Regions from separate parts of the Homo sapiens genome. Here region 1 is linked to region 2. A link is a contact called in ENCODE Hi-C data. All regions are on one chromosome and are shown on one strand. Each heading gives the region's core, a stretch centred on a gene start or an enhancer-like site at or near the end of the contact. The rest is flanking DNA. Distances are from core to core; before and after follow the strand shown.

Region 1 (2,863 bases), core at 85-2,584, 150 kb after region 2:
ATTTAGTTTTTATAATCTCTACAGTGTATGTTCTTTGCGCTTTTCCAGTATAATACTATATATTTTATATACAGCAACAGAAATTGGCATGCATATTTTTATATGCATCAATATGTGTATGTGAATTTATACATATACTCTGTCCATACGTGTATTTCGTTTAGGTGTGAAATAGTAACAATGGCTCCTATTTCCTCAGTGTCCACTTTGTGTAGGCAACCAGGGGCTTTATATTTTCTGTCTTTAATTCTTACAAAAATTTTGCAAAATAAGTATTGTCACTCGCATGATCCAATGAGAATTTGGAGACAGGAAAGATTAATCACTCCATTGAAGGAATACCGGTAGTAAGTAGTGAAGCTGGGATTATTTCTGGAATTTCAATCCAAACCCATTAGTGGTGGCGATTTGAATGATTCTTGCACAATGGCCCTAGTGCTGTGTGGCTGTCCAGAAGGAAGGACACAGGAAGGACAAGCGCTGGTGTTGAGGCAACGTGTGGGCAACCCTTGCTAGCACATGTGTTGTTTGGTGGCATGAGGTTCTCAGTTAATATGAACCACACCTGCTCAAGCTTGTTTACTGGAGGCACTGCTCCCTCAGCAGGATCTAATGGGAATGCCCTCATTTGGTTTTGGTCACAGTCCTGAGAGTGTGACAAACCACATAAAAGGGGAACCAGGCCTCCTACCAGGTGCCCAAGGGTGTTGCAGACCAGGGCCACCTCTTTTCTTCGATGTGAGTGCTGAGAAGACTTGCTTAGCATGTGCTGCTCAAAAAATACTTGGGAGTGAATGAATAGAAAAATGGACAAATGGACTTTTCTATGGTTCAGTCATTAATAGCCCCTGCCCTCGAGCCTACCGCCCCAGCCCAGCTGCTCATGGCCTATGGAATTTCCTCCTCACTTTGACAGTTGCACTAGCTTCACATGGCCTTTTGGGAATAGCACCTGTGCTACCCTCCAGGTGAACTGCTCTGTAGGGGGCAAATGTGAGCAAAGCGTTAGGCCCAGCCCACAGGGAATGTTTCCTTGTGTGGGGCAGTGGGGTAGGCCAGGCGCAGTGTCCAGGACACATGTCCACTGAGATGGGTTGTGACTGGGGGATGGAGCTAAAGATGCTCATGAAAGCCCAGGATGCCTTGGGGACAGTGGGAGGTTTGGCCTGGGATGACTCCCCTCCTCATCCCTAGGCAGACATGTGACTTTGGGTCCCTATGTCAAGTCCTGAGAGTTTTCAGTTTCTGCATCTGCAAGGAGGAAGTTGGAGCAATAATAACCAACATTTGTTAGAACACGAAGTGTCACATACTCTGCTTACAACTTGATGTGCATTTTATTCTTTAATCTTTGGATAAGTGGCCCCAGGGATTATCGCATCTCACATATGAGAAACTGATGCTTAGAGGGGTTGACAACTTGCCCAAGATGGCACAGCTAGTACCAGCACAACGTGAGCCTGACTCCAAACCCACACTTCCTATGTGACCCTCACCATCCCGATAGTTCCAAGTGCACTTCTGACCTCCTGATTTTGCCCCTGGAGAGTGAGAGACTTTGCAACTGTAACAACCTCACTTCACCTTTTATGCAAATCTCATGTATAATTTTCATAAACTTTATTTTTTTAAAATGTAATTCCCCAGAGGCCTTCCCTACCTGACTTGGCCTTGGATGGGCAGCAGAGGGCAATGTAGTCTCAGGGAGGCACCCTCCCTTCCCCTGGGCTGGGAACTGTGAAAATCTAACCACTGCTAGCAAAAACCAGTCTCAGCTGGAAATGGTCTAATCTTCTTGGAGGGGATGTTGGAGAATACATAGCAATAGATTCAGATGAAATCCTGTCTCAGTAGGCACACTTAGAATATTGTTCCTTGGATGGCATTAGAAAGGGAATCTTTTTTTTTTTTTTTGTAATATAGAGTTCTCATTTTATTCCATGCATGAAAAGAAGAGATAAAGGTTTTGTGCTTTTCCTCGCCTCTATTAATAGAAGTTATTAACATGCCTATAATAGAAACCATTTCACCTTCGCTGGAACTGATGATGATGCTTCATGATAGCACAGTGGTGCCCTGTTGCCAAGTATTAGATATGGTCCAATGTCTCAAAAATTACCAGTCAAACGGATTTGTGAGTGTCACAGGTTGTTTTTAAGATCTTTATAATTATTATTTTTAGACTTGGTATCTTTTATATCCATACACTGCTAGGATTCAGATCTGAAAGTCAGATTGCCCTAATAAACTAGTAGGGGCTCCTTGGGTGACAAAGCCACTCTGACAGTGACTTCATTGGCTGTTCATTGGCCACATACCCTCGCCTGGTTCTCTGAAGAGACATCACATCGCAGGATGTGATGAACACTAGTTTTTATTTTCTTAGCAATATTTCATTAATTCTTGGTGTGTCGTAGTGAATAAATTACTGTCAACATCTTTTGAGCACCCAACATGCCAGAGCATTTCTAAACAAAGGCAATTGACAAAAGATGTAGAATACAAATGTTTGAGCGCTTAAGGGCTGGGTGCTTTTTAAGTGCTTTATCTGTATGACTGTGTTATGTCCTCACAACAGCCCTACAGGTATTATCATCATCCCCGTTTTACAGATGGGAAAACTCACCCAGAGGTGCTACGGAACTTGCGCAAGATCACAGAGCTATGAGAGCAGAGCAGGGAAGCAGCCCCGGATGGGCGGATTTCAAAGTCTGCACTCTCCATTCCTACTCCTTCCTGCTTCTCAGTGTCAGCAAGAGCAAATCTCATGAGCTCTAGAGCATCCTGGCAACCTTCTGGGAGGGATGCTCTTTACCTTGATCTATCTATGTTGGGTTCCAGAATCTTCTCCCTAAATGTAAAT
Region 2 (2,726 bases), core at 121-2,620:
TGTTTATATAACTTAAATGTGCATCTATATACCTTAATTTTTTTTTTTTTGACGGAGTCTTGCTCTGTCACCCAGGCTGGAGTGCAGTGGCATTATCGCGGCTCACTGCAACCTCTGCTCAAGCGATTCTCCTGCCTCAGCCTCCTGAGTAGCTGGGATTACAGGCACACGCCACTACCCCTGGCTAATTTTTGTATTTTATTTTTTTTAGTAGAAATGGAGTTTCACCATGTTGGCCAGGCTGGTCTCAAACTCCTGACCTCAATGATCCACCCACCACGGCCTCCCAAAGTGCTAGGATTATTGGCATGAGCCACTGCGCCAGGCCCTTAAATTCTTTTTGAAATGGGCTCTTGTTCTGTCTCCCAGGCTGGAGTATAGTGGCATGATCATATCTCACTGCAGCCTTGACCTCCTGGGCTCAAGCAATCTTCCTACCTCACCATAAATTTAAACATGAAAAAGAGCAAGGACAGTTCTGCTGTGGGGCATGCAGACATAAAGCTCCAGTGGGCCTTGTAAAGGCAGAGCCGTCTTCAGACACCACCACCCTTGCCCCACAGCACTTCCCTCACTGCCCTGTGCTCTGGTCCCTATGCCCCTTCTTAGGGAATGTGAGTGCTTCACTCAGGGATAAGAGGGCCTGGCACTTGGCAGAGGCCACCGGCCCTGGCCCTTGAACTGTGATGGGATCCCTAAGCGCTTTCCCTACGGTGTCAGGGCTCTGAAGTTGCCAAGAGGACAACAGAAAAACGTGTTGGTGTGGTGGTGGTTGTTTTCAACATGAAAACTCCAGATTATCCGGAACAATGGTAACCCCCAAGAGCATGTGGACTTTTGACGAGGAGGATCCAGGGATTCTTCTAGAAGGTATTCAAAAGGACAAGGAGAGCAAAGTTTATGAGATCAGAGAGATCAAAGACCTGAAGGGCAGTGCTTGGTCCCAGGGTCCTAGGAGGAGAGAACCCCAGGAAGAGGAGGGAATGTCGCAGAGCCAAGGAAATATGCTCCCAACTTGCAAACTTTCAAAAGTTATAATCCAGCATTTAAAAAATTATTACTGATACATTTGATTCATGAAAAACTGACTGTTCCTGAGGAAGAAACTCAATTACCTCTTAGAAACTCTTAAAAAAAAATCATCCCTAGACAAAAGAAGAAAAACCAATTCAAAACTTCCACTTCCTCATTTCTTTGCGGCATCTCAAGTGCCCTTAAGGAAAACACACACACACACACACACACACACACACACACACTGAGACACACAGACCTATTTAAAAACAACAGGTATTTTCACATTGGTGCTCTGACCTATTTCTGGATTAGAAACTGGATTGCATGTCCACAAAGCCATCTCCCCACCTGGTGTTTGCTCTACACAGCGGTTGGGAAAGTACAGCCTCAGGGTCTAACAGAAAATGCATCTCTTCTTCTTTTTTATGATCGAATGCCATGAATTTACTAGTTTATAGCATCTACTTTTGCATTATATACGGAGGCCAAGATTGGAGCTTAGCCCAGTCTTTTCTGGAAATGGTTCTTTTGAAATCAGCAAGTCCGCTTAAATAAAAGAAATATTCCTCTGCCTTCCCTGGTGACTTGCATCCTCATTTTCATTCTTTTTCAAGACTTTGTCAAGAAGTCAGTAATAGGAGGTCTGTTCCCATTAAAGAGTGTGGTAGTGTGTAAGTCCCTGTGAGTCTATCTGCCATGAGGACCCTTCCATATGTAGAAACATGACAAAATAAATATTTAGGAAGGAATTTCAAAGAAGTTCAAATCTAGATATCCTCATCAGGGATAATACAGGAGCTTGAAATACATGTGCAGATCACCTGGTTCATTAACTGTTGAGACATGGGCTGTGAGGATCCAGGATCGCTCAGCCCAGCAATCACAGAGAAGGCCCACTGTGTGGTGAGGCTGCAGAGGGAACACCAAGGGTCCAAGCGGGCACCTCTAGGGTTGCAGGGCATCTCTGCCTCAATTATTGCCTTTCCACTGTGGATTTACACACTGTATTTCCACAAATAAAATTTTATTTTACAACATTTATCTATGCTAAAAAGAGTTGAAAACCACTGATCTATTTGAGGCCTTTATTTCACTTGAGCAGGGAGAAACATGACTGGTCAGGGATTCTCAAAGAGGAAGATAATCAGATAGATGAGAGCTGTCAAACATGTCAGCAAAATGAATGCTACGAAACAGTGGCATTCAACTTCAACAAACGGAACTCTCCCTGCTCAAGGAAACAGCTAAACACAGCAGTTTAAAGTTTTAAAGGTGATCATATTTAACATGTTTGAGAAGATTAGAGAATGTAAACTATCCTTGAAACAAGAAGAGGCTGTTACAAAAAAGAACTATAAAACTTTGAAATTTAAAAGATGATTGTTAATGAAACCTAGCAAAACAGACGTGATTGAAGAATAAATTAGTGAACTGAAAGACCAAGGGGTTCTTGTAGAATGTCATTCATGGGGACAAAGAAATCCAAGTAAGAGACAATTGACACGAGCGGGAGCTAGACGTTTCTTTATGTATTTACTAGGAGTTCCAGGAGGAGAGAACAGAGAGACTTGAGGGAGGAAAATAATTAAATAACTGATAGAAGAAAATTGATCAGAACTTTTCCAGTTCAAAAGCAGGGCCAGCTTCCTGGATATGTGGCCCTTGTGGTCACGTAAGGCTCTAAGCTCAGAAGGACTCTATGCTTGTCT

Evidence for each region. A loop is a pair of places that touch in the nucleus more often than their neighbours do. Pooled maps may share reads with other maps.
Region 1: a loop to region 2 is called in a map with no recorded cell type, with 9 times the contacts of the local background. The contact joins two enhancer-like sites. A Hi-C loop is called at or near these places in 4 of 37 single-sample maps with no recorded cell type and 4 of 50 pooled maps.

What each region holds. Positions count from the first base shown.
Region 1 is chr9:90,772,627-90,775,489 of GRCh38, reverse strand. No RefSeq gene overlaps it. Among named protein-coding and RNA genes, the nearest start is that of SYK, 28 kb to the left of the region's middle. RefSeq lists an enhancer at 724-783. Within about 2 kb of position 1,334, at least 4 of the 41 ENCODE cell types and tissues checked have a DNase peak (open chromatin) inside an H3K27ac peak, as active enhancers do.
Region 2 is chr9:90,922,660-90,925,385 of GRCh38, reverse strand. No RefSeq gene overlaps it. Among named protein-coding and RNA genes, the nearest start is that of LINC02957, 73 kb to the left of the region's middle. RefSeq lists an enhancer at 1,152-1,201. Within about 2 kb of position 1,370, at least 4 of the 41 ENCODE cell types and tissues checked have a DNase peak (open chromatin) inside an H3K27ac peak, as active enhancers do.